7 separate regions of the Mus musculus genome follow, and regions 2, 3, 4, 5, 6 and 7 are each linked to region 1. Evidence: chromatin loops called from intact Hi-C (ENCODE). Cell type or tissue: left cerebral cortex. All regions are shown on one strand. Region 1 holds the start of A730035I17Rik (RIKEN cDNA A730035I17 gene). Region 2 has its middle 33 kb from the start of Naa11. Region 3 overlaps Antxr2 (anthrax toxin receptor 2). Region 4 holds the start of Cfap299 (cilia and flagella associated protein 299). Region 5 overlaps Naa11 (N(alpha)-acetyltransferase 11, NatA catalytic subunit). Region 6 has its middle 2.7 kb from the start of Gm33609. Region 7 overlaps Gm34029 (a long non-coding RNA gene).

Region 1 (4,000 bases):
GTGTACTGAGCCATACTTCCCTGTATGACAGCATAGCCTTCGTAGCCCTCAAGTCCACGGACAAGAGAACAGTACCTTACATCTTCCGGGTGAGTCTCAGCAAGTGTGATGGAGGTGTCTGAGGGTAATTTCCTGTTGGGAGTGAGGAAGGAGACATCCTAAGGACAATGTAATCATCTGAGCAGTCAGAGCAGAGCGAACACAACAAAAATTAGAAAAGAAAAACTAGATTCAAATCATCAAGTGATTTTACTGAGAAAAAGAAAAAGACAATGCCAAGGTTGCCTGAATCGGTACTCTAGTTCTGGGTTCCCTAGATTAGGGCTTCCTAAATTGCTAAGGAGACCTTGTTAGTACTGGGGCTATTTACATATTAAGTAGTCCTTGAGAGAACTTTTACAAGTATTGAGTATATTTATTTTGTAACCTGGGAGGTCTCCCCATCGCCTGATTATTGCTTTCTTTAGTTAACATTAGCTAGTGTTCAGAGTTTGTATTTAAATTAAAACGTTAATTGTTTTGGCAGCAAAGCATCTATAATCCACGTTTGTGTTTGTAACAGGCCTCTTTCTTCCTAGTAGTTCTTTTTTTATTAATTATTTTATTTATTTACATGCTAAATGTTACTCCCAGTTTCCCCACCCCAGAGTTCCTAGTCTTTCATCATGAAGTAAAGCTGTTAGTCCTTCATGTCAGTTAGGAAGATGGGCGTGAGTGCCATAGAATAATTACTAAGACCCGAACTTGCCTTTTACTTCTGAAACACGGGAAATTTCCTCTCCTTTTGTCATGTGAGGTAACTGAAAGGGAGATTCTAAAGAGGCTACTCTGTAAGACTGACCCAATATTGCAAAGGATGGCCACTGTGCCCATTGACCACAAATGCAGGGATGCAGTTCGACTTTGGTCAACTTTTGCAAACTTGGTTTCAGATAATTGTTTGGAAAGAACAAAAGCCAGACAGATGAAATATCTCTGGTTTCTCTGGTTGCCGTCTTTCACGTGGATCCCTCTCTTCTTGTCTTTCTTAAATACTGTAGGTAGACACTTCGGCGGCAAATGGTTCCTCAGAAGGTCTCATGTGGCTGCGGCTGGTCCAATCAGCCCGAGATAAGGAAGAACAGAATCTCGAAGCTTATATAAAAAATGGACAGCTGTTCTACCGCTCTCTCCGCAGGATTGCCAAAGATGAAGAGTTACTAGTTTGGTACGGGAAAGAACTGACTGAATTGCTCTTGCTCTGCCCGTCTAGAGCTCACAAAATGAACGGTAGGTTGGCTCGGGTGCCTGGGCTCACCTTGCACATCATAGGGTGGACGAAGCTTCTGAGGTGTTGTCCCGAATGGAACTAGGACAGAAGGGGAAGGAAAAGTTGGGGAGCGTTTGACTTAGTAAATGCACAAATCAAGAAAGTAAGTTGCACCAAATAGGATAGTGTATTCATTTTTTTGGGCACTCAGCCCAGAAAGATAAAGTGGATTTGTTATGGGGAGGATGGCTAAGTGGCCTAGGGGCGATGCTAACTAACCATGTGGGGTGTGTGTGTGTGTGTGTGTGTGTGTGTGTGTGTGTGTGTGTGTGTGTGTGTTTGCTCACTAAGCAGGGTCGTCTCCTTACACATGCCTGGAATGCAGCCAACGTTTCCAGTTTGAGTTCCCCTATGTGGCACATCTGCGATTCCGCTGCCCCAAGAGACTTCACAGCACTGATGCGAATCCCCAAGACGAGCAAGGGGGCGGCTTGGGCACTAAGGACCACGGCGGCGGCGGCGGTGGTAAAGAGCAACAGCAGCAGCAACAGCAGCAGCAACAGGAGGCGCCGTTGATCCCGGGCCCCAAGTTCTGCAAAGCCGGCCCCATACACCACTACCCCGCGTCATCCCCGGAGGCGAGCAACCCGCCGGGCTCCGCGGGTGCCGGCAGCGCCAAGCCGTCCACGGACTTCCACAACTTGGCTCGGGAACTGGAAAACTCCCGGGGAAGCAGCAGTTGCGTAGCGGCCCCGGGCGTCGGCAGTGGCGGCAGCGGCCACCAGGAGGCGGAGCTGAGTCCCGACGGCGTCGCCACCGGCGGCTGCAAAGGCAAGAGGCGGTTCCCAGAGGAGGCGGCGGCGGAGGGCGGCGGCGCGGGGCTGGCGGGCGGCCGTGCGCGCTTCTCCGAGAGGCCGCTGGCGACCTCCAAGGAGGAGTTGGTGTGCACGCCGCAGCAGTACCGCGCCGCCGGCAGCTACTTCGGCCTGGAGGAGAACGGCCGGCTCTTCGCGCCGCCCAGCCCGGAGACTGGCGAGGCGAAGCGCAGCGCCTTCGTGGAGGTGAAGAAGGCGGGCCGCGCGGTGGGCTTGCAGGAGGAGGCGGCGGCGACAGACGGCGCAGGGGGCACGGCCGAGGACCCCGACGCGGGAGGCGGTGTCGCCGGCGGCGGCAGCAACGGCTCGTCCACCCCCGCGGCGGGGTCGCCTGGGGCCCCCGAGAAGTTGCTGGCTCCGCGTCCCGGAGGCTCTCTGCCCGGACGGCTGGAGGGCGGGAGCCCCGCGCGCGGCAGCGCCTTCACCTCGGTGTCGCAGCTGGGCGGCGGTGGCGGCGCGGGGACCGCGGGGACTGCGGGGGGCTCGGGGGGCGGCCAAACGGCCGCATCGGACGAGCGGAAGAGCGCCTTCTCGCAGCCCGCGCGCTCCTTCTCGCAGCTGTCCCCGTTGGTCCTCGGCCAGAAGCTGGGCGCTCTCGAGCCGTGTCACCCGGGAGACGGCGTGGGTCCCACCAGACTCTACCCGGCCGCCGCCGATCCGCTGGCTGTGAAGCTGCAGGGGGCAGCGGACCTGAACGGAGCCTGCGGGCCCCTGGCGAGCGGCGGTGGCGGTGGCTTGCCCAAGCAGAGCCCCTTCCTCTACGCCACCGCCTTCTGGCCCAAGAGCTCGGCTGCGGCGGCAGCGGCGGCGGCGGCCGCCGCCGGGCCCCTGCAGCTGCAACTGCCCTCCGCGCTCACCCTGCTGCCGCCCTCCTTCACTTCGCTGTGTCTGCCCGCGCAGAACTGGTGCGCCAAATGCAACGCCTCCTTCCGCATGACCTCCGACCTGGTGTACCATATGCGGTCTCACCACAAAAAGGAGTATGCCATGGAGCCCCTGGTGAAGCGGCGGCGGGAGGAGAAACTCAAGTGCCCCATTTGCAACGAGTCCTTCAGGGAGCGTCACCACCTGTCCCGGCACATGACCTCGCATAATTAATTGTTGCGTAAAAGACTCCGGCTTTCCACGCGTGTGCACGCACAGTCAAGCCACCTGCAGGAGCAGACACGCGAGGATGACATCCACCACTACCTTATGCCCCCAAACACTGCAACCAAACACGTGCACACACAGGTCCCTCCCCTCGCCAGGAGCCTCATCATCCAAATGTTTAATTTCACACACACACACACACACACACACACACACACACACACACACGCACGCACGAACGCACACACGGACGCACGCACACGATGCACAGGATGGTGGATTTTGGATTGGGTGGGTTGTTTGAGCGGGGTTTTCTTTTGAATGCACGAATTTTCACTTTCCCAAAAACAAAAGTACATTTTTAAAAAAATGTCATATATTGCAACATATTGATGCATTTGTCATACGTTTCTACTTAAATTATTAAGCACTTATGGTTTAGATGTAATAATTATATGTAAGGACAAAGTTTATTTTAGATATAAAGTAATGGAGGAAGAGGAGATGCGTTCTGCATTTCCTGATGACAGCTGTGTTCTTACAAAAATAAACAAAATGGATAAAAAGGGGGGCGCCATTCGGTTTAAGTTTCCAGGGGGAAGTGCATGTATCATGAAATGATTATGGACTTCAGTGAAGAATGTCATCAATGATGTAAATATGTATTCCCTTTTAATACAAAGTGTAATTTTGTGCCAGTGACATGGAGTCTGAATAGTTATGTGTTTCTTCTATCCCTAAGAGATTTATTAAACGGTATAGTTTATCCAGGTATGTTGGATGC
Region 2 (4,000 bases), 830 kb before region 1:
CAGAGCTAGAGTTCACAGAAGTGGGTTTGGTGATGGGCAGCATGGGGCAGAAAGGAACTGTGTTTGTAATAGTCACTAGAACAACTAGGTAGAGTTCAGGGCTGGGCATTGATGAATTAAGAATATAAACAAGGTGAGCACAAGCTTCTCAGATGCTCACAGTTTTGTCTGAGGCGTCTGGGTGAAATGCACATAGAAATTCAGGGAATGAGCTGGAGAGATGAATCAGTGGTCACGAGCAGGCACTGCTCTTGGGGAGGACACAGCACCACCTTTAACCCCAGCTGGAAGGATCTGGTGCCCTCTTCTGGACTCCACTGTCACCTGCACTCACGTATACACATACCAACGCACAGCTACAGGCATATACAAGTATTTAAAAATAAGATAAACAGCTTAAGGAAATTGCTTAGTAAGAAATGCTAAAGCAAGGTCTAAGTATAGAAATGAAAGAAAATAATGGAATAAATAACACACACACACACACACACACAGAGAGAGAGAGAGAGAGAGATCCTCACAGTGTCCTGCTAACTTCAAAGGACCCTTGAAGAATAGCAGAAGGCTGGGAGCAGTCACAGCATCACTTCATTTTTAAACAATGGAAACGGCTCTGTAGCTTAAGCACTTCCTTCAGACATGGTGGTAGGTATCCGGGGAGATATAGACTACTGAAAATCTAATCTAGCATTTTTGAAATCAGTACTAGAAAACGGACTGCAGTATCATTTCGCAATCCTCTGCGAAGGCAGCGAACACACAGGAATTAAATGTGTTCGCCATAAGGCATGCTAGTCCGGATGATACTTTCTGCTTGCCTTTGCACAGAGGAGGAGTTTTAAAGCATTTCTTGAAGAAATGAAGTGGTTTGAGAAACAAGGCAAACAAATAATTAAATTTTGTAGGGTGATTAGTATATGAACATGAAGTTAATATCCCATAATCACAAGTCTTTGCCTCTAAACATAAAAGCAAGACTTCGGTTGGCCTGGGATCTACTCAGCAAACTTAGAAAATCTAGCTTAGGTTTTCGATTCTTTTGAGAGGGTTTCACTATGTCGCCCAAACTCATCTTGAACTTGAAACCCCCTTTCCTGAACTTCCAAATAATGGGACTACTAACGTGGGTGACACCTATGCTTGGCTTAACTTCTACTCTGAGTATTGCTAACCAGAGGGGTTTGAAGGCTCGAGATAAGACTGTGAAAATTCCACGGTCCTTTCTAGACAGCGCTACACCACCCAAATCGGTGCTAAACCATAGCTCTTGAATACTACTAGATCATGTGACCGGTACGGAGGGGCTTCATCAGCAAAATGCCTTTCTGTTTGTGTCTTAAATAGAATTTTGAGTTTTTTGGAGTATGATCTTCTGACAGGACATAAATTTTGATATGCCGGACTATCAATCAAGTCTGATTCAAGAGTACCAGGCTTACATGGGGAAAATATCTGATATTAATCACTGTAGGTAATATCTGACACAACAGATCTGGTTGTGAATGCTTGTTGGATAATGAGTAGTGTCCCTGCAGATGTGCAAACTGAATGATAAGTATTGCTTAGGAGGAAGGCAACCAGCTCAGCAAATTCTCTGATGCAGTGTGCTTTTCAGTAGAAGGAATTTAGAATCAGCAGGCTGTTACACTGATAGCGTCTGCAGCATTGGGCAAAGCCAGTAGATGGTGGTCTAAAGTTACAAGTTGCTCATATCCTAACACCTGTCAGCACGGGTAATGGCCACAGTCGTTCACAACATGTCAAAATACACTTTTCTATTTATTGCATGCTATGAATTGGAAGGGGATAGGATAGGAGTGCTTTCTGGACCAGTGTACTAATTGTTTTCTAGACGAACACCTTGTTCTTGAAAACATAAAATTCATCACAGTAGTTTGAAATTATGTAATGCCTCAATCAGATCCAATACAAATGCTTTTATCACTTGCATTTTCTTTTTTTTTTAAATATTTTTATTAGGTATTTTCCTCATTTACATTTCCAATACTATCCCTGCATTTTCTTTAAAGATGAAATAAAATTTTAATTCCTGAGTTAGGAAGCTGCCTATTGAGAATCTGACAAACCAAGACCAACTCTAAGCTGCAATTGCCCAAATGTGATGTCTACCTAGCACTCTCTACTGTTAAATGTACTTTAGCAATTCAGTGGCAGTAGTATTACAATGCCTTGTAATTATGCATACTGGCTAGAATTAAAGCCTTTGGAAATTAATTTTGAGTTGAAATATTAAATTAAGTAGAATGTTTTATCATAATGGCATAATTTAAAACTAACTAAAAATAGCATTAATAATAATCATGATCACTCTCGTTTCATTAAAAGAAGAGATTTAGCACTAAATTATTAAATGATCAAATTTACGGTACCCAAGTTAGTAAAGATTTTGTAGTAGTGTAAATCATATGACATGATTTCTGTCCAGTGACTATAGCAAATTAGTTACTATAGTAAATTTTAAAAGGTGTTAATAATATCAACAATTCAGTGAAGGAAGCTTTGGTGGAATGATAACATCCTTGGACCTTCAAATGTTACATTATTTTTCTCTGAGCAGTGTACATTGTAACTGCAGTGGATGGATGTAGGGATGGACAACAGAGAATGTTAAACCTGAACCTCTCTAAGCCTGTGATTTATGGGGGGGGGGCTGTCTGCTTTGCAGTGTTAGCACTCCTGCTCCTTGTACTCAACGACCTTCTGATTTCACTCTGAAGTCATTCTTAGTTCTAAGCAGCACATATGTTCATTTCTTTTAAAAATTGGTTTGAGGGGTTTATTTATTTTTATTTTGTATATGGTTTCTTTGCCTGCACGTGTACCATATGTATGCAGTGTCCGTGGAGATCCGAAGGGGTGTTAGACCCTTAGAACTAGAATCTGAATCTGGGGTTTTAGATCACCGTGACCCACCAGGTCTATTCGGGAATGAAACCTGAGTCCTCCAGAAGAGCAACCAGTGCTTTTAACAACCACACCATGTCGTTAAAATTGAGAAACAAACCCCTATAGTCCAAAAGAATAAGAAACAAGGAATAATACATCTTGAAAGTTATTTTTTCATAGTTTAACTAACCATTCATAATTGAATTTTCCTGTTCTCAAAAGAAAAATAATACCAGTGCCTTGAGCTTTGGGGATAGTACTGGTGATCTGAGGAGGGGATTGGTTTTGCTTGTTCTATTATGTTTCTTAAGGAAAATTTTAATTAATAGATATTTTTGCATGTACCATAGACTTACAATTAGTACAGTTGAATGTCTCCTTCCATAGATCAGATGTTTAGTATCTGATACATATTTTGGAAAGTTGTCAGTGCTGAGAATATGCAAAATCATATGAGGTTACTACTGGTTGATACTGATGATAGCTCATTCCTTTAATCTCAACATTCACACTCAGGAAAGTAGAGGCTGGTAGATCAAGGCTAGTCTACAAGGCAAGTTCCAGGACAGTTAGGACTACACAGTGAGACCCTGTATTACACACACACACACACACACACACACACACACACACACACACTCTCTTACACGGTGTGACTCAAATAAATCACCTTTCTTCATTCTCTTATTTTCCTAATTTAAATATTAATAAACATGGAAACGTTAAACTGCAAATCTGTATGTGTTAATACAAAACAGAAGTTTCAAAAACAATGGGAGAATATGTCACCCCATCAAGTTTCTCTTCAATGAGAACTTTAGAACAATCTGCATTGAGAAAGTTCGTTTAGGGTAGAGTAGCACCTGTTCTATTAGCCGAACACTGTGACTGTGGTTGTGGTCCTCTGCCTTTAACAGAACTCCAGAATCGCTTTTGCAGAAAGGAGTCTACATTGCTGGAGATGTCTCATAAAGTGTGGGAGCTGCAGGTATGTCTCAGGGGTAGAGCAAGTAGCATAATGAGGTCTTGAGTTCAGTTCCAGCACCAAATCACACACACACACACACACACACACACACAGACACACACCATG
Region 3 (4,000 bases), 160 kb before region 1:
AAGTTATCTCCTTCAGTGCTTTTAAATAGTATGCCTTATTGATCTTTTTAAACTGAAAGCTCAAGAAATAAGGATTAAAGCATATTAACTGGGTTTTACAAAAGAAACCTAAAAACTATTTTCACAATTATTTTTTAGAAATTCACACATTCTGTAAACCAAAGCACTGCAGTCGCCCTTGCTTAAAACTGTGGATCAGAAAGAGGTGATCCCGAAATGTGGTTACCACATTCCTTCAGTCAACAAGTATTCACTAACCAAGGTCTTACACACTTTCTGTCAGATGAAGTAAAAATGGAATCATAGCACTCCATTTCTGATCGTAGACTCCACAGTCAAGAAAACAAAAGTAACCCCAGGAAAAGCAGCCATGAGTCAGATACGTGGATGGTTGCTTCCAATGTACCACACTATGATCAGACACCATAGAAAGGGTCACAAGAAATGGTGTGACAATGGACAGGAAAGCCACTCCTTTTCTAAGCACTGAGGGGTAGCAGGGTGTGTGTGTGCGTGTGCGTGTGCGTGTGTTGGCGTGTGTGCAGTCTTTTGTTGCAAGTCACTGAACTTCAGAGAAAGACTAGAAATGTAGAATATATTCCACAACCAATATAGATGATATTGATTTTCAGATGGTCTACTCCTGCATACTCATGCTGCCTCTCCCTTCTGTTCCTGCAGAGCACTGAGTTGTCTGTGTGTTCGCTTGAGCCCACGGAGAGGCCCAGATCACCACACGGCAATATCAATCATGCCTTTATGATTCATCTCTCCTAAAAGCCTGCGCTGAAATGATAATGCACTAACCTGTCTCCAGTTAATGGCAAAATAATGGTTGCTTGGGAAGAAAACACAATGAAGGACAATCTCATTTCAGGGCTGCAAAATAAGGAAAGAGGCAGTTAAAACATTTTCAAAAGAAATATTGGTACAATACAAAAGCAGAGCCAGGAATCTCATTTAAAATTGGTCTCCCTGCACAGTCCCCACTTCCCTTAAATGGAACTCTCTCAGTAGATCAGCTAACTCTGCACAGCCCTCCTGTCTGCACTGCATTTCTTTTTATGCAGTCTGTGCTTCTCCGCTCTCAGAACACTCCTCCACAAATGACTGGCGTTTACATCTAGAAAGAATAACTGGACAGTCTCTAGGCTGCTGCAAGACTCTTTCCTAGAAAAATGTTCCTTCCTTTGACCTTCTCCTACTTCTCTCTGCAGGAGGCCACACCCTTCACTTAGGGCTGGAGAGAAGTCAGCTTAACGTAGAAGCCACGTTATGATAAGAGTCCAGACAAAAGTCACCGTAAATACTGTAAATGCTTAAATATCTTAATAATTACATTTCTTAATACTTTGAGCATTAAGAAATCACCTTTTGACTTGGCATTTCAAATTCCCAATCTATATTCCAGGATTTTGGCACTAATGTCACCAAAAGGTGGTTGTTTTTAGAAAAGCGTATGCTAGTGTTGCTCAGGTCTGAAACTGCAGTTGTGAAACTGAGACACAAGCTGGAAGGTCCAAAGGCCCTAGCTCCTGTAAGCACTGTGCTTGACAGCAGCTATCTTTTATTCATTTCCCCACAACATATAATTAGTAACTGAGCAACTATACTTGAGCCAGAGAACAGTATATGCTATAGAAATCCAAACTTGCAAACCAGATTCAATAAGAGCCTCGTTTTCTTCAAATGTGACATTGAAGTAATCCGTTGCTTTTGAGTAACACTGAATGACATTCTCAGCACATTCAGCGATGGAATCAGAAACTTATAAACAACGGTCTGCTTGGCTTTGACAGTTACAGATCTAAGCTCTTATTTATATTCCCTGCCTAGATGGTTTGACCTCAGACCCTGTCCAGGAACCAGAGTGCTATCTTTGGCTCCTGAAGCAGGAGACTGAAGATTGAACACCGACAGGCATACATTTTTATAGGGACAGCTTTACGGCTGCCAATAACCAAAGCGGGGATTGCCTAGGCCTCTACAGATTGTTTGAAGTTACTTGCAACATGACTTTCAAAATGTTTTGATCATCCAAGCCTGTTTTACAGAAAACATTTGGGCTCAGAAGACTGAGGGAGGCAATATTTAATGACACAGCTCCTATCCGTGTCCCTCCCATTACCCTGATAAACTTGCACTTGTTCCTGGCATCCAAAAAAAAAAAAAAAAAAAAGAAAGAAAGAAAAGAAAAGAAAAAAAAAAAAACAGAAGAGGGTAACCACAGAAAACATTGCATCCAAGGGTTATTTTTAAATAGGGATTGCCACTAATTCCTGGTTACTTCTAAATAAGAGAGTAAGCTGGATTTACCAGCAGCCATGCTTTTTATAGCCGAGGGAAACAGTGTTTGCTAGTGAAGCCTCCTGCATATATAGAACGGTTACATTTTAAACCAGCCACACACCCACACATTGTGTAAACACAACTCATTTCTTTAAATGCACACACACACAAGTGCTTTTTCAGCTAGTGGGTTATTAACACATGTTCATTTAAAGTTTTCCGACACTTTTAAAATGTGGAAGTTTACAGAGCCAAGTGTGTGGAGTTGAAAATATAGTACAGACACTATTAGGATAAAATGTATTTTTTAAATGTGATAAATTATGAGAAAGCATAACTCAAACTCAAAACAGATGAGTGGTCGAAAAGGAAAAGACATTAAGAATTGTATTTGAAGATGTTCCCTCACACCCTGGGCCAAGTTTCTGGGAGCCAGATAAATTGAACTTGCAAGGGTTAGCTGAAAGTCTCGCCTGCACACCATGTGTGAAAGGGCCACCTTGAGACGTTTAAAATTCAACATTTTGATTTCGGGAAAGATTTCCCATGAGAAGGGTTTTAGAACAGGGAAACCCGGCTGTTTGTTCGATTTCCTTTCCAATGCCAAGAAAGGTACGATGGGGAGACATACCTCACAAATCTCTCTGTCAGCTGGTGGACAAAATTATAAATTTCAATCCAGTTATTTGCTACACTGCCAGACCTGAAAAAGGAAGATAAATTGATCAGAAAGACAAAAAGTGGGCCTTAATGGCAAACATTTCTTCAGTTTTAAAAGGCGCATGATGGGGGGTGGAGGTCGGGGGTCAGGGATAGGGGGCGGGGACTGACTCCCCTCTTCAAAGTTAAGTGTGCTTGTTCATGTCCATGTTCAGAGCTGAAACTTTAGTGTTTGGGCTGAATCAAGGAAACCAGGAAGACCACACTTCTTGGGGGGGGGGGGGGGGACACTTGCTTTGTACTGTTTAGAGAGAGACCTGGCTTTTCAAAATAAAAACACAAGCCCTCATTTCTCAGGAAATGCAAGCCACATTGGGTATATTAAGGCTTTCCCCCCCCCCCCCTGGCTCCCAGTGTGATCAGGATAAAATTAGGCAAACTTTAGAATGTCCGTGGGGGTCTAGGGGGAGTATGATAAAGAGGCACAAAAGTTCCTGGGAGGAAACGAGCTGCAGGTGGCCACACTACCGTTTCCCAAAAGATTCCAGGACAAAAAAAGCACTGCACGCCTCTCCTTTGGAGAACCAAGTAGCCCTGGAGTCTCGCAGCCCCTATTCCTGTACAGCTAATGAGCTTGCCTTTGAAAGGAGTCAGCCACATGCACACTAGGGAGAGTTCCCTCGTCGCCTCCCCCAGAATCCAAACACATCTCAACTTCAGTCCTAGCTGATTCAGAGCTGCCCTCCCCCCAGGAGACCCTGACCCCACAGTCCTCCTTCACTCACTTGTCCAGTACGAAGTACAAATCGAAGGCTTTTTTGCAAGAGGGCTGCTCCTGGGCTTGCAGCAACGACCCCGGACCGCCCACAGCCAACAACCACAGGCCAGGGAACAGCCAGCTCCCAGGGCTGCGCGCCCGGGACCGACCGGCCACCATCCTGTGGCCGGGGCCCGGCAGCTCTCTCTGGCTCACAGTCCCTTGGGCTCGGGGTTCTGGGCTCCGGGCTTCACAGAGCAGAGACGTGAAAGAGGCGGAGTCACCGGGGACTCG
Region 4 (4,000 bases), 140 kb after region 1:
AAAAGTGTTTGGGCAGCATTAGAGTCCTTGATTGGAAATACCTTTAAGTTGTTTAAATTTCTATGCTTTCAAGATCATTTCACCAAAGAGCTTCTGACCGTGCGGTTTCTGTCTGCGTGGTCAGTTTAATGAAGCATCCCTAAAAAACGTACAACTGCAATGGATCATGCTAGAACAATGAAGGTAGAAATCGTCCTTGATATCAGAGTGCCACAGGGTCAGGAATTCCAACATTCCTTAGCTGTTTTATGATTTCAAGAGGACGATAAAACCTTGGTGTGGGAGGATGGCAGAAACAGCGGTAACACATGTAAGCACAGCCCAGCACCCCCTAGACGAGCAGCGTGCAGTAGTGTGAGTTCCATTCTGAAGCCATGGCCACCACAGCTTCTCCTGTTTGGGTCCACGGCTGGTCTCGTTTGAAATCTCTTTTACTACACCTTTCAACTTCAGTCAGCTTCCTCCTTCCAATCCTCTTTCCTGTGCCCCTCCCTACTGTCCACCTCTCCCTCCATCCCACACAGAACTTGCGTTTCTTGCCTCCACAGTTTGGAAGATGCGCCTACTGTTTCTAGGCTTTGTATCAATCCGTGTTCCTTACCACACGTTTATTTTTCTTTCTAATAAACAAACTTCTGTATTTGGTTTTACACAGCTCTTTATAACCTATCTTTACATCCACATGCCCCTGTGAGAGAAAAGGACTATTGTTATTTTTTGGGTTTGCTTTTTTGCACCCGACACTTTGGCCAAGTCATTTAAACTCATCCTGTCTCCATATGGAGGATAACACCAATGCTGGTTTTCTAGTGAGTTTGTTGTTGTGATTAAACGAAATAATGGAGATTGTATGGTACTTAGAACAGGGCTGGTATGTGGTAAATTCAAATCAATCACCACACGGAAGCAAGTTTCATATCCTGTGGACCCCAGCGGCAGAAACTTTTTTTTTTTTTTTTAAGCTTTCTGTTGTGTTCAACACACCCAGAATAATGCCTCTGGGACAGAGAGGGGGTGGGTGGTAAGAGAGCACATGGCTGAAAGGTCAGGGTTCTGTAGGACTGAGAAGCTGATATGAGAGGAGCTAGGAGGAGCCTGAATGTCAGCTTGGACTTGAAACCAGGTACATGAGATGCCTAGAGGCCAGCTTGCCCTTCAGAATGCTAAAAGACACAAAAGGCACTTGTCCTCAAGTTTCTTTTGGACCAGACAGTACAGAGACCTCTCCTCTCTACTTGTGATAATGTTTTAGGCCACATGAAATTTTTTCCCCTCTATGCTTGGAGTTTAGTTTCTATAGCTTTCTAGATAATTATACAATATAAATTGTTGGTAGCCTGTTTTTAAAATAAAGCTATAACTTATTGTGCAACTTGGGGTCTTAAATAGACCTGGCTTTACTTTGCCCCCCTCCCCCCCAAAAAATGGAAAAGATTCATTGCAGAATCTGATTTGATTTCTACAAATGCTGAGATGATTGTAAAGTCCCTTGGCATAACAGCAAGCATCTGTGCTTCTGGTGTGGAAACAGTTGTACAAGTCTGCTCTAATGAGAAATGTTTCAGATTCAATTTTATACTATAGTATTTTAAAGAAATGAGTAAATAGAAACACAAGTCAATATCAGCTTCTCAATGGGATATATCATTCCATGATTAGGATCCCTCCCCCCCAACCCAATTTTTTAAAGGACGTTCAAGGAGGCAAGATTTTTCAAGTAATTTTCAACTTATTGAAATTTAAATAACAAAAAGTAAAGGAACTGAAAGGCAGAAGGCAGGAGCAAAGGAGATCACTAAGGCTGCTTCGTTTGGGAAGTTTATACATTGTTCCTGGCACACAAGTAACCAACCATAACTTGCCTTTAAGTTGTAATTTATACAACTGATCACGTGCTATTTTGAAGCACCCAGCAAGACTATTTCCCCTAGATTTCCGGGATACTCTTCTGTCGAGGTTCTTACTGCAAACACTGAGCAGGCACCTTCGGACTTTGCTAAGGCTTTTACACCAAAAAAGTTGGGTTTGCCCTGCAGGGCTGACCGCTCCCAGGGGTTAGAAGCCGCCCAGGGATCCGGCTGGGGCAGGGCCAGCGCAGCGCCCTCTGCCCCGCCCCCGCAACCGGCGCGCGTCCGGCCCGCCCACACCGGTTACTAGGGACGCGTCGGTGTAGCCGCGATGGATCAGGACGAGGGGCTGACGGCCGTGGACAACATTGTCACACAGTTCAACACCTATGAAGACTTCCTGGACTCTCAGATCACTACGGTCGACCTGTACTACCTGGAGGTAAGCGCGGGTCCGTCTTGCTGGCCGCGGCGGGGCTTGGTCGCCCCCTGGCGGTGACGGCGCTCACCGCAGGCCTCTGGCTTCGAGAGACTTCTCTGCAGGCTGCAGGAGTCCCCAGCCCTCCAAACGCTGGTGCGCTGCACAGAGGCCGACTTGGTCGCTGTAAAGTAGTAACAAGGCATAAAACCAGGAGGACGCGTTGCTGTGTGCACCTGAGGGCAGGGCAGCGGGAGGTCCCGGATGCTCGAGAAGACTTAGTTGGAGGGATCTTCAAGCTCCGAGCTCCTAACTCCCAACTGCAAGTCTCACAGCCTGGGCTCAGGTTTTCAAAGGAGTCCATCTCCATATTAAGGACAAACAGAGCAAGCACCATTGGGGGCGGGGGGGGGGGGGGAGAATCAACCCTACAGAACTCTGGGAAGGACTTGAATTTGGCCAACTCCCCTCATTTCTCCTGTGCACAAGGCAGTTTATCATATAGACACCCCTCCTTTTTAAATAGGTGCCACTGTATGAAAATAATCTTAAATGAAGAAAATTTGTCCCTTTTGAAATTATCTGTTAAAATAGTTACAAAACATGATTTTTAACAGCAACAGCAGCGATATCACCAAACAACCAAGCTTTTACGTTTATTAGATGGGTAACTTAAAGTTCCATTTGTGTGTACGCACACATGCATAAAAAGTCAGTGGGCAACTTGGAATCGGTTCTGAACTTGTATTCTGTGGTGTCCAGGGAATGAACTCAAGTTTGGCAGCAAGCACCTTTTCCTTAAGCCGTCTCTCCTGCTTTTAGCCAATATTTTAAACCCACAGAAGTTGCTTTAAATCCTTGCATCTGAAATGAAGCCACTGAATTGATAATTACAATAGATGTTGCAAGAAGCTTATGTAGAAAGAAGGGGAGGTAGGAAGAGAAAGGGTGAGTCCATCTTAATTATCTGACCGGCCAGAGGATGAGGAGCGCGGTTGGCACTTGGTTGGTAGACCGGAAGTAGTGATGCGGAAGTAGTGATGCGGAAGTAGTGATGCGGAAGTAGTGATGCTCCGGAGGTTGAGGAGCGTGGTTGGCGGGACGGAAGTAGTGCGTCTCCATCCTCTGTTTCCCGTGTTCACTAAATAACGACAGAACACTAAAACAACTGCATTGCCACGGCAGCGAGTAACATTAGCTTTGCTGAACTAATTAACAACTTTTATTCTATAAGTTAGCATCATCTAATAAAACCAACCAGTTCAGTGAGTGGAGAAATGATTGACAAGCTTCAGCAAAATTGCTAAGCTATGGGTTTTAGATCCTTTTCCAGTCATCTGCCCCTCTGACTAAACACAGTCCTTCTCTTTAGTGGCTGCCTGCGGACTACCGGAAAAATAAAAATTCCAGTTGAATTTCTTTTCTCAGGTAAGGGGTGAAAGAAATATTAAAATGATTTAAAGATTTCCCTAGATAATGGATTCCAGTCATGGATAAATTAATTACAGATATAAACGACATGAAGTTTTACTCAAAATATTTTTTTTTCCAATACTGAGAACATTTTGGGCTAAGGATATAGCTCGGTAGTAGAGTGCTTGCTGGTTTGCTTGAGGCCCTAGGTTTAATCCCCAGTACACACACACACACACACACACACACACACACACACACACACACACGCAACGACACGCCAGCTAATTTTGATATGCTTTGACTAGCTCAATGGTTTGGC
Region 5 (4,000 bases), 800 kb before region 1:
TTACAGATGGTTGTGAGCCACCATGTGGTTGCTGGGAATTGAACTCAGGACCTCTGGAAGAGCAGCCAGTACTCCTAACCACTGAGCTATTTCTCCAGCCCCAAAAGATCTCCTTTTAATTCTTCTTTACAGATGTGATGCCTCTAGGTAAACAGTGACTTTCAGATGATACTATGCAAAGCAACTGGCAGGAAAGTGTGCATGACAGCAGGCCTGACTTCCCAAAGCTGACCAAGAGGTAAGGAAAGGACACCTTTAACAGGGTGCCTGTGTGATTCTGAAGCAATTTCATGAAAAAAATTGGCTAAAAATTCTGAGTGAGGGAGGCAGTATTTAACAGTCCTTTTCAAATTATTGTAATATGTTAGAATGAAAAAGTTTTAGCGTCTGGGTTAATTTATTGTCAATGAACAGAATAATTGTGAGAATTAGAAGTGAAATCTTTAGGACTATCAAGATAGTTCTATGGCCAGCAACATGGTTCAGCCGGTAGGGGATTTGTCCTTCACTCCCTGGGACCCACACAGAAGGAAAAAAACAATTCCCACAATTGTCCTCTGACCTCCACATGGGCACCACTGTGGCATATGTGCCTACCCAACATAACGTAAAAAAACAAAACAAAACAATAAAAACAAAATAAAATAGGTAAGTAAACTCTTAATGAAATCCCACAGTTCACGCATGTTTTTAAAGATGGGAAAGAAAACTAATATAGCATTGTGGAGAGCAGAGAATTCTCTGAATGTGTACTGTGGATATGGCCATGTCAAGGATTCATGGGAAAACGGCACCTCCCCACTTTTGGGTAAGGCGTAGAGATAGATGGCAAGGCCTTCCTTTAGTCTGTATGCAGATGTTGCTAGTGTGTACAGAAAAAGTCCCCCCACCATTGCTTTCTCCCTCATACTTATGTCCTGAAGACTGTTTTTTACAGGGATAGCTCCTTACTGTTAGTTAAATCTGCCTCTTTGATTGAGCTGTGTACCATAAAGCCTGCCTCTTTGTACCCAAGTCTAATAAACATTCTGAGTTCCCACAGTGCTGCATTCTCCATCAGAGCCCCGACCACCCAACCCCACCTTGTCTGTGCATCTGCATTTGTCTTTTTTCCATTCCATCACCACCCGGTTAGGTCAAGTCTCTGGAAGCCATGCAAGGATGTGTGGAAGCATGCACATCAAAGGATTCCAATAGAAGATATAAATGTTATTAACTCACTTCATGCACTATAAATAAACATTTTTATTGTATGTATTTTGATATGTCTGAAACTTTCTATTGAAATGACTTGGTCACCAATCTCTTGACACAGTGTCACAAATAGCATTTCTGTGAGTGAATGAGATCCTAAATTACTTAGGGTCTAATTTAAAGTAATCTAACAAGTGTCTTAGACGGGTTAGAAGTTGATGTTCATGACCATTACTAGTCAGTATCAGCATTACATAGAACTAATGAGAAAAAGTACTTTATTTCTTGATCCTTTTAAAGCTTACCAGTTTTGGCTTAATTTCCAGCACTACTCTGTGTGTCTCCCTCACTCCCATATTCCATTATTTGATTTCATATCATCTCTTTCTTATTGCTCTTATCTCCAAGGGAAGAACAGATTTTTAGCTATGTAAGCCACAGGCTTCATTCACGAGTTGATAACCCAACTACACAAGACTTTATGTCCTGGTGACTAAGAGCTTTGAACAATTTGTTGACAAAACAGGGTTCACTCGAGTTTCTGTAAAGCCACAATTCAGAAGGGGCGTGAGTCACTCTACAGCCAGCACTACACTCATACCATGAACTATTATTCTACATCCTTGCTTGGGTCTCTCTAGGACCAGGCTCAAGGAAAAAAGCAAGCAGTCTGTTCAGAGAAAGAATCATAATTGGCTGTGTGAAAAGAACAGTGTTGTTATGAACGCAGCGTCCGAGGCCCCCAGGAATAGGAAGGCGGCTGCTTCTCTGCCATCAGCAGCGCATCCCTGGAATCGTCTGGGAACTTGCTTAACTTAAGCCCTAAACAATGTTAGAACATTGTTTACTTTTATTATCTAAACAGTTGTAACCCAAACTCGGTAGGCTGCTGCGTTGCTCAATTTCTGATGTCTCCTGGTGACAATGCAAAGCACTGGTGGCTTTGTTCAGGGGCACTGCAAACACCCGGAAGCCTTTCTGATTTCCCAATTGCTTCGATGATTAAGATCAGCTTACTAGAGACTCGGTGTGCTTGGTGCTGGCCTGGAGAAATCACTCAGGTAAGCTGAGGCTCCTCCTGTTTCTCCATCTGCTGGGCTGTTACCACAAAGACATATTGACAAGGGCTCAAGGAAAACACGGAATATTTTATCAGTAAGATTATGCTGCCCTGGAGACAGATGTTAGAAAGCTGTAATATTTAAAAATAAAGAGATAATCATATGCTTGTGGGGAAAGAATAAAACCATTTCAGAGATAAGGGAGAAAATTGTAAAGAAAAAAAAAAGGAAATTGGAAAGACCGAGGACTAGGTTGCCACACAAAATGGCAAATCCTTCTACGGAGAAAAAAGAAAGTTATATGTGTGCCTCAGGCAAGCCTTTACCCTTAGCCAGGCGTTCTCCACACACTGGGGCCGATTTGTAAGAAGTACTTAGCAGGGCTGATGATGGATTACAGAACACACTCATCTCTGGTCATCAGCTGCTTAATGTCAGGGCTTAGATTGAAATCCATATACTCCAGTTTTCATAAAAATGTAAACATGAACATGTTGGACATTTTGGTAATTAATGTTCGGAGAATATAAAAACATTACCTTGTTCTAAGTCCATATATCTGTGACTTTTCTGGGGAAGTCAAAGCCCTTTGCCTACACTTACTTTTACTGAGACACTCACCAGGGATTACAATCAAAAGTTACATAAATATTTACAATTGACATGTGGTTGGCTGTCATATATTAAGTCAATACTGAACATCTTTAAAGAGCAGAGTCTCCTTTTTGCCATTTGACACTTTAACATCGCTTTGCAAATACATTTTGAGTTCAAACAGGAGCAAAGAAGAAACTGGCTTTGATTTTCCGCAGGGTTGGGTTGAGATCCCGAGTAATCATTTCCTGCACTGCTTCCAAAATTTCTTATCTGTAAAACAGAGATAATAATGTCCACCACCTCACAGGGCTACATGTTAGTGAATGCCATGGCACTGCATGCGAACACTGAGATCCTCAGTAAATGGCAAGTGACGTCATGACAGAAGAAAACAAACACAAAAAGCAAAAAGCAACTGACATGTACAAGCAGATGAGCGTTAATATAATTGCTGCTCGCTCTTTTCTTAAAGTTTATACATTCTGCTTGTATGGTGTAGTAGAGCCCTTCTTTATCACGTTTTCCCACTGAAAAGGGGAAAAATGCCCCTTGAATCATAGAGGATAGGACACATGGAGTTGCACAGAAAGCAAGAGGAAACAGGTAAATTGCACTAGAAGAGGAAAGGGGCCTAAGGTCTAACTTGATGGCCCCAACTATCCCCTTAGTGATGGAAACCCAGACAAATAATGGCAAAACCCACAAGCTGAAACCTCCAGAGTTGTCCCTGCTTCCTGTTTGTGGTTTCTAAGAGACAACTGTGCAATGTATCTACAAGCCAACACAGGACCACGGCAAACAGTCCAATGGCAGCACAGTGAGAGAACGCCAGGGATGTTTTGTCACAGCAGGCCTCAAGCTTCCTTGGCTCTTGCGCTGAGGTGTTCCTTCATGATCACAGTAGCTTTAACGTTTCTGGAGAGCTTTACAGTTTCTGGAGAGTCACTGGGAGATAACCCCAGAGCAGCAGAGAAGATACTTCAGAGTGTACCGGTTAAGTCAGGTTTCACACAATAGGTGTGGCTGAGACATGAAGGCCAGCGATGCTGTTGAGAAAAGAGAGTGTGTTAGCAGTGAAGGCACAGGCTCTGACAGCCCTGAAAGTGCTATGGAAGAATGTCAGGGTTCTTCAGACACATGGTCCCTGA
Region 6 (4,000 bases), 1.1 Mb before region 1:
AGTGAATTCTTAACTCTCAGCTACAGAACCAGAAGTTTTAAGAAAACACAGCTAGAGAGCAACAAAGCAGAGGGCACTCGGGGACTACTAGCAGGTTTTGGAGCACTGGTTTAAAAAAAAAAATCTGATATTAGTCCTGGCCTGCCCTGCTTTCTCTTTCCATTGGTGATATTTGTCTTAATCTTTAGCTTCTAGTTAGCATTATTTTTGCTATCTTTTTATGTGTAGGTGTTTTGCCTTCATGTACGACTACAACGTGCCTGTGCAATGTCCTCAGAAACAGGAGAGGGCATGGGATGTGCTTGGACTGGAATTAGAGCAACAGTGAACTGCCACGCTGGTGCTGGGATTGAGTCTGGATTCTCTAAATGGCCAGTGCTTAAACTGCTGACTCATCACTCCGGCTTCGTATTTGTTAGTTTTTATTTTCAATTAAGATTCATCCCTAAGGACTTTACTCCCTAAAATGAGCTGAGAATGGCCAGCGTTCAATGTGTGTAAGAAAACATCCATGCCATTAGCTTCAAGGAATCCTAAATTCTCTCCCTAGTTTTCCTGGGCTGGTCAGAAAGCTGGAATGCCTTTTTTTCCCTCCTTTTCCTGTTGGTTCATCTGTTCTGACTATTCTTTTCTTCCATTTCTTCCTTTGCAAGGAATGCTCTTTAAAGACCTGATCTTAAAATTCCACCATAGGCAGAGTCTTTCCTTGAGAAACTGTCTTAAAAATCCCCCAGGAGGAAGCAGCTAGCCAGTCACAACTCCGGGCATTGGGACTCTGCTCTCTGCAACTTTGTTTCCTCTCATCCTGGGATTCATTTTCATCTTGTCTAGAAACCTGAGAGGAAGCCCTACACAATCGGAGGAGAGGCCCTTGGTATTGCAAACATCATATGCCCCAGTACAGGGGAATACCAGGGCCAGGAAGCAGGACTGGGTGGGTTGGGGAGCAGGGCGGGGGGGGGGGGGGGGTATAGGGGGCTTTGGAGATAGCATTTGAAATGTAAATGAAGAAAATATTTAATAAAATGCCTTAAAATAAATTTTTAAAAGACCTCATTGAACCAGTGAATAAAATGATTTTAATGTTTAAAAAAAAAAAAAGTTAAATAATCCCCAATGCATGGGCGGACTATTTAAGGATAAAGAAACCCAACTCCTACCTGTCCAAAGGGATAGGGCAAGCAATAGTGAGAGCTCCCTGGGGGGGAATACTTTTCTGTAAACACGAACAAACCCACTAAGGTAAATGTGCACACCCTAATTCTGTTTCCATACTGGAACGCGAGACTCTATTCACACTAACCGGAAGTGCCGTATTTCGTTCATATCTACATCCCAGCTCTCAGTACAGTACCTGCCACGCGGTAATACCTATTGAAATGAAACTCAAAAAGCTGCCCATGGATCGGCCCGTGTTACTTCCTGTTCATCAATAAAAGATAGCCTCACTTTCTGTGAGAATTTGTAAGAATGTGTCTAACACGTTCTTACAAATAGAGTTATGGGATTTGTCCTGGGTGCAGCAGCGTCTTAGAGGAAGATGCAAGAATAGATATCTGGGATATTCTTAGCCGGTTGCAATGCACCCTGTGTTGGGTAGAGGGCAATGTTGGCACACAAAATGTAAGACAAGCATTTTCAGAAGAGGCGTCCAGGCTTCAGTCAGTTGCTTGCGCCTCATTTCCATCGCAGCAGCCAGCACCAGCACCACCACCGTTATTAATGGCGGCCTATGTCATGGCTAGTAAGTGGGACCACTGATTTTCTTTTGAACCCAAGTTTTCTCACTGTTAGCTCAATAGGTTTCCCTGGGACATTATAATGATTTCTTTCAATGGATTTGTCTTTTGCTAGTTACGTATGTCTCGTTATAAGAGTAATATTACCGGGGGCTGGAGAGATGGCTCAGTGGTTAAGGTCACTAACTGCTCTTCCAAAGGTCCTGAGTTCAAACCCCAGCAACCACCTGGTGGCTCACAACTGACACTCTCTCCTGGTGTGTCTGAGGACAGCTACAGTGTACTTACATATAAAAATAAATAACAAATAAATCATTTAAAAAAGATTAATATCATTGCAGAAATTCAAACTTAGAAGAGTTTATTTTTTTATTTATTTTCTTTAAATTTTTTTTGTTGATGTTCTTTCCACTGCCTCCTCTTTCTCTTTCTTCTTAAGACAAACAAGGTCTCACTCTGCAACCCAGACTAGCCTGAAACTCGTGGTCATCCTCCTGCATCAGCTTCTAGGCAGAGCATTTATGCTTATAAAGGCAAAAGTTCCCATGACTTTAACCCTCTCTCATACACAAAGTATAGTTTTTAGTATTTTCCTATGTTTGAACAGATCTATTGCTGTAGCATAAATGAAAACATACTACATATATATATATATGTTCATATATATGTATATATAATCATTAACAACTCTATGTCTCATTGTCTTAAATTGGTCAGTAGACAATCTGGGTTGATATGTTACTCAACTTCATGTACTTTTTAAAACTGATACTTGTGGGATACATCAAGATGTTGATCCTGCAGTGCCTAGCAATTGTTTTTTTCTCCTATTCTTTCCAGATTAGCATTATTGTGATTTTAGCCATTTTAATTTGTAACACATGGTGTGATTCAAAGCACTGAGTCTTAGCATCTGTCAATGATAAGATCATTCCTTTTAGTGATATGAGGATAGTTGCCAATAGCGTGGCAGAATTTGGCGGTCCATTGTGATGTTGTTAATGGCAGCAAAAAAGAACTTATGGGGAATGGCTTTTTCTACTTAAGCCTCAGCCAGTTCTTTGAAGTTTCCTTTAGCTCTCCACACAAAATTAAAACCAAGGAAACTTTGGATTTTTTCCAAAGCAAAATCATTTTCCCCCCTATGTCCAAGGTTTGTATGATACAGATAATTTAATGGGGCTAGCTGATATTGGTATGTCACTTCTCAATGTGTTGACATTGTATGCTGGAGTGATAATAACAGGGTATGTATGGAGGTGCAGGGAATGGAAACCTATGGGATGCGGGAGATGGGGTGCACAGAGATCGTCGGATGAGAGCAGTAGACTTTGGAGTATCTGGGTATCAGCAGAGTTTGGAGTACCTGAGTACTGTCTTTGAGAGCACTGATGTGAGAGTTTCTTGATTTGAACTCGGCTGTTTATATCTCATACTGTTCCTCTGAGCTTCAGATTTTGTGTGCATCTTTCTTATGTGTTTGAACATCTAAGCAGGCTATAAATATGCATTGTGCAGGATATAATATGTATTGTGCTCACCAAGAATATTTTCCTGGTTGTCCTTTCTCATAATTTGTAAGTAAACACATACTTGAGATGTTGGGAATGTGTGCCCATTATCCTGATACTGGTTAAATAAAATGATTTGACATTACTGATATCATACAGTTCTTGAAGACAGGGCTAATTTCTTTTGGATAGTCCTAATTGTTCAACATGAAAAACATCCATGAATTGGTTCTTAATATGTAAGGCTGGCTGGTTGACTTTCCAGGTGGGTAGACAGATGAATAAACCACGAGGCTGGGCTCCTTCTAACAGGGGGCTATCTTAAGTTGCTTCTTAGTAAATATTTTAGTGTCCTAAGGACACGTCTGACTAATTACACAAGTATACTGTGGTAACTGATCTAGATGTTATCTTTGGATGTATTAAAAACTGATTCAATTTGTCACAGTTTAAAGAACCCACCAGATTGATGGATTAACACAAAATACATAGTGAATATGATTGAGAAATTTTGTGTAACTCAGCTTTCAAAGATACATTTTTCTTAAATATTATCATAATCATATCTGGGGCTTGGCAAATGATATGATCTCCATATAAGCCTTAAGGCATAGAATTTCTTTTTTGGGTGCTGGAAAACAAACTTAGGCCTCATGAATATGTACAGTATTTTACAGCAGAGTCACAATTCAGCCCTGGATTAAAAAAAATTCCCTCTCCTTTGATAGAAACATTGTCTGATTAGGGTAA
Region 7 (4,000 bases), 540 kb before region 1:
ATGAGATGGATACATAAATATGACATCAACTGATGTCCAGAACAAAAGTATAGGATCATATCATGATATTATTACTCTGCTTACCAAACATTAAAAGACACGTAAACAATGGAAAGAATATTTACTAGGGTTTGGGGATGTAAAGATCCATAATCCTTTAGAAACAAAGTGAGGCTACTTGTAAGTACGTCTACCAACAATCAAAAAAATTGTCTCCAATGTCTTCTAAGGAAGTATTATGAGAATGGTACTTTCATTCACAATATTATATTTTTTAAGTGCTTTTGTTTTAAGGTAGTGTTCAGTGATCCCTGATTGACAAATAGGGGAACTAAGTGCTGTAGATGGGAAAGTTTTTCCGGCAGGTCAGTTACAGAGCCAGGATTCCATCTAGGTCAGCTGAAGTCAAAATCCACGACATTACCTCTGCTGTGCATTTTGTTTTAAATCTTGTGTTTAACAATCTGCTGCCCACCTTCAATGTTTGGATCTCACCTTGAATGAACAACCTGAAGCATACTTTTCCTTTCTTACACTTGGCATGTTGTCCCTCCTCTCCAGGTTGGAATCTGATGAAATCTCCCAGCTTCACTTTAATTGGCATTGGCAACATGTGGTCTCTGATAAAAAGCATATTTTTTCCCGAGATTGCAGTCATCAGTTGGGCTCATTTTTCTTGGCCCCTCCATCGAACTGAACTTCTCTGGAAAAAGAAACAGCAGCTTGTGGGTTATGAAGTGCCAGAGAGCTGAACTTGAGGGGAGGGGATTTAAAAATACACTTTAAAAGCCTTGCGAGTGCATGTGTATGCATGCGTACACTGGCATGCATCGCCCAATCCACCTATGATGCATAGGCAGAACTAGTCAGTGTATGCAAAACTCTTAAAGGCCATGATTTTGATCCATAGCCTATTTATTCCAAACATAGCTAAACGGGGAGGCCAAATATAGAAAGTGATGCTCCAGGGGCCCTACGGCCTATATAGAATTTAAACTCAAATGATTTGCAAAATCACTCCTAAGACAGCTTGCTCATACTGTCAGCGCGCCAACACCAGAAGCTTGCCGTGTATTTTTGTCTTGGCAGATGCACATTCTGTTATAAAGGTCTGTTCATCTGATGCCTTCCTTGCTTTCAGGTAATGCTCAGCATCTTCTTGCAGAGGAAGGAGCGTCGCGTCGTGAGCCCACCCGAGGGTCTCCAAGCCACTGCTAGGAGCAGTGTGCACTCCGACCCTGATCGTGGGCCGGTGTCCTGGCTTATCTCCCTTAAGAATTCATCTGTCCTCCAGAAACTACAAGTCATGGGTGTTCTCATTCCTTCCATTTCTATAATTTGCAGGACCTTCCAGGCCGAGAGAAAATAAAGCCAATTCTAGATAATGCTGGAATGATTATATTGCTTCAAAAATCACCATAGGTTTAAGAAAGTTTTGTATTTTGTTTTATTTTTTATTATTTTTTTAGATTAAAATGATCATGGTTTTCTAAACTGATTAGCATAGTTTTTAAGCCACTCTGAAGTGTTTGTTAGGCTTCGCATGCTGGTCTCCATATGCCTCTTTTCAATTACATGTGCTGCCGCAAGGATGGCTGAACGAATGCTTCTTTAAAAACAGAAAGCAAACTGTTAGGCTTTGTACAGTGTAACTAGTTAGCGTGCGACGTCTCAAACTGCCCTGATTTCATCACCAAACTGCTAGCTGTTCTGTTTGCAGAAATAGCCACTAAAAAGTGCCTGAAAATGAGATGCTCCACGCGAGTTAAAGGACACGGAAGGGAACCGAGAAAGACTTAAAATAACGCGAGATCGGGCCATGTTTGGAGCTGCTGCCAAGGGCTCTCACTTTTGAAGGGAGCAAACATAATACCCCGTGACTCTAATGTTTAGCGAATATTATTTATGTTTGGCTGATTCAGAAAATTTCAAGTTATTTGAAAATATACCTAATTGCTCATTACAGCGATTTGTAAAGCAAGTACTGCCGTTTCACATCTTAGAACCCTCCAGCAGAAAGACACAGTGTTTTATTTTCGTGAGGGCAAGGAGAGAGGTGGTGTTTAAAACAAGGCAGTGTGGTTCCAGGACTGCGTTCTGTATTGCGGTTGCTTGGAGAAAGGGGTCAAGATGATATTAGGAGGCTCTTGGTTCATCTGTGCTTAACTTGCTGAACATGAGGTTGTATTGCCAGCCTGTAAATTCTCTCCAACCCCACCTATGTGAATGCCTATCGTGGAGCCAATTCTAAGGAAATGATTACGGAATGAATGAATGGATGAAATCTTATTTTCTTGGAAGTACCAGAAGTAAACTAACTAGCATCCAAGACATCAGTTGGACAAAATAAAAACAGTGTGTGAAGCAGCTAGTAGATGTCTCTTTTCTCCTCCTCCTCTTCCTCCTCCTCCTCCTCCTCCTCCTCCTCCTCCTCCTCCTCCTCCTCCTCCCCTTCTTCCCCATTCCCTCCTCCTCCTACCACAAGGTGTTTCATCCTCCACGGCTGAGATGCTAACCTGACTCATGCTGAGCTTTGGGTTAAGATCCACTTACTCACCAGCCGCTTGGTTTTATTTGGTTTCTCAGTCTGTGATTCAGTTTTCTGTATATTAAATAAATTGTTAGAAATTATTACTTAGAAAGCAGTTTCTCTTGAGTCAGATGCCATAGTATTTTCAAAGAATTGAAATTATACCCTAACTTTTAAAAAGTAATATCTGGAATATTTCTCATTTGTATCCTTTTTTAAAAAATAATTCTTCATGAGCATGGAAAATGCTTCTGTCAGTGTTCTTAAAAGTACATGACATTGCTGTGAATGAAAATTCCTTGAAAGAAGAAACAATTGGTTTGCCAAGACTGACTGACTGCTAGAGAGTCAGGGATGTAGGGAGGTTAGGATGTTGCAGGTCCAGAGGCTAACTACAGTTTATCTTGGCCTAGCATTAGCAACTGGAATAGCAATTCCCTGCCCATCTCCGTTTCTGAACTAACATCCTGTGACTAGTTTATAAAAACCTTTTGGAACCTATTAACTTAGTAGAGCCCTAGCTTTTACCAGCCTCAGAGGTAAAAATGTCAGCAAATAGCATTTGAGGCCTATGCAAAAACTTTCCCACCTCTCTGTAACCATGTCTCAGATATATCCACCAGTGTGCTTAAACTGGTCATTATTTATGACTTTCTTTGTTCTGTTACAGTATAAAACTTTATGAAACTGCTTCTACATTGAAACATGGAATTTTGGATAACCTAAACCTGTTTTCCTGGACCATGGTCCTTTAAAGAAAAATACATATGATATACAAAGGAAAGGGATGTTTTTCAAGTAACAGCAGAGGAGCTACCTAGAGAATAATGTTAATAGGTGTTGGCTTCAGTCACTTTAGGACATACATTCTGGAGGGGCATTAGGAACAAATACACAGATACTAACTTTCTGCAACAAAATGGAATGCTTTAAAATCATTGCCTAGCAAATTGATCTTCCCTTTTTAAAGTGGTTGTGTTTCAGGAGGTGTGAATGTTTAAGTAATGATAAAACATTTTCAATAAGGTGAGGAAGAATGTTGGTTACTTGGTGAATGTAAACAGAACTGAATGAGGAAGCTCTGGATAAATACATTTCCAATAACGATTTATTTACATGAATTTCTATTCAGGAAGCAAAGTTTAAATCCCGAATCATATAAACTATTCCCTATATTCAGAAAATATAGGAAGCAACTTGAAGCTCATTTTATTCATTTCTTGAAAAAGGATTTTTGAAATACAGGTATACCTGGCCACAGGAAATCCAGACACATGCAAAATCAGATTTACACATAGGATAAATTATTTTAAGGGTTCTCTGAACACCAATGGCTTCATCCATCAACTTGAAGCTGCTTCTGCAAATGTGCACACACTTCCTGAAAAGATTTATAATCCAGCCAATACGGTACATTTTGAATGTGTTACAGAAAGGACAGATTTACAGGAGACAATCTGCCTTCATGAC

The links. A loop is a pair of places that touch in the nucleus more often than their neighbours do. Peaks named below come from ENCODE experiments on the same cell type or tissue, not always from the same donor. Only the 100,000 strongest peaks of a DNase experiment are listed, where the experiment ranks them.
Region 2: it touches region 1 in a loop (3-fold over the local background); 2 of 42 quality-filtered maps call a loop at or near these places.
Region 3: a loop joins it to region 1, with 2.5 times the contacts of the local background. A loop is called at or near these places in 4 of 42 quality-filtered maps.
Region 4: a loop joins it to region 1, with 4 times the contacts of the local background. A loop is called at or near these places in 20 of 42 quality-filtered maps.
Region 5: a loop joins it to region 1, with 2.1 times the contacts of the local background. A loop is called at or near these places in 2 of 42 quality-filtered maps.
Region 6: it touches region 1 in a loop (7-fold over the local background); 33 of 42 quality-filtered maps call a loop at or near these places.
Region 7: it touches region 1 in a loop (7-fold over the local background); 6 of 42 quality-filtered maps call a loop at or near these places.

The regions. Positions count from the first base shown.
Region 1 is chr5:98,183,421-98,187,420 of GRCm38, forward strand. It overlaps Prdm8 (PR domain containing 8), which reads left to right. Exons shown (of 4, transcript NM_029947.2): 2 at 1-89; 3 at 1,041-1,269; 4 at 1,604-4,000. The coding sequence ends at 3,222. A730035I17Rik (RIKEN cDNA A730035I17 gene) reads right to left here and starts at 2,564. Exons shown (of 3, transcript NR_153823.1): 1 at 1,624-2,564; 2 at 1,298-1,348; 3 at 1-132. In left cerebral cortex, a CTCF peak has its summit at 2,028 (motif pointing right); DNase peaks (open chromatin) are centred at 757, 1,299, 1,730, 2,006 and 2 more places; H3K4me3 peaks cover 3,073 bases; H3K27ac peaks cover 2,080 bases.
Region 2 is chr5:97,357,614-97,361,613 of GRCm38, forward strand. No RefSeq gene overlaps it. Among named protein-coding and RNA genes, the nearest start is that of Naa11, 33 kb to the right of the region's middle. In left cerebral cortex, a CTCF peak has its summit at 1,684 (motif pointing right); no DNase peak of the experiment used is centred here.
Region 3 is chr5:98,026,664-98,030,663 of GRCm38, forward strand. Antxr2 (anthrax toxin receptor 2) reads right to left here. Exons shown (of 17, transcript NM_133738.2): 1 at 3,735-4,000; 2 at 2,921-2,992; 3 at 808-879. The coding sequence starts at 3,886. Gm34226 (a long non-coding RNA gene) reads left to right here. Exons shown (of 3, transcript XR_389370.3): 3 at 682-817. It also overlaps Gm42759. Among named protein-coding and RNA genes, the nearest start is that of Antxr2, 2.4 kb to the right of the region's middle. In left cerebral cortex, no CTCF peak of the experiment used is centred here; DNase peaks (open chromatin) are centred at 1,042, 2,403, 3,613 and 3,866; H3K4me3 peaks cover 624 bases.
Region 4 is chr5:98,327,176-98,331,175 of GRCm38, forward strand. It overlaps Cfap299 (cilia and flagella associated protein 299), which reads left to right and starts at 2,129. Exons shown (of 6, transcript NM_001024614.1): 1 at 2,129-2,289. The coding sequence starts at 2,179. In left cerebral cortex, a CTCF peak has its summit at 2,342 (motif pointing left); a DNase peak (open chromatin) is centred at 2,344; H3K4me3 peaks cover 661 bases.
Region 5 is chr5:97,380,972-97,384,971 of GRCm38, forward strand. Naa11 (N(alpha)-acetyltransferase 11, NatA catalytic subunit) reads right to left here. Exons shown (of 2, transcript NM_001033191.2): 2 at 1,238-3,898. Among named protein-coding and RNA genes, the nearest start is that of Naa11, 9.4 kb to the right of the region's middle. In left cerebral cortex, no CTCF peak of the experiment used is centred here; a DNase peak (open chromatin) is centred at 1,890.
Region 6 is chr5:97,127,087-97,131,086 of GRCm38, forward strand. No RefSeq gene overlaps it. Among named protein-coding and RNA genes, the nearest start is that of Gm33609, 2.7 kb to the right of the region's middle. In left cerebral cortex, a CTCF peak has its summit at 1,590; a DNase peak (open chromatin) is centred at 1,595.
Region 7 is chr5:97,640,799-97,644,798 of GRCm38, forward strand. Gm34029 (a long non-coding RNA gene) reads left to right here. Exons shown (of 2, transcript XR_389368.1): 2 at 1,142-2,367. Among named protein-coding and RNA genes, the nearest start is that of Gm34029, 6.3 kb to the left of the region's middle. In left cerebral cortex, a CTCF peak has its summit at 1,566; DNase peaks (open chromatin) are centred at 1,025, 1,660, 2,043 and 2,522; H3K4me3 peaks cover 971 bases; H3K27ac peaks cover 2,004 bases.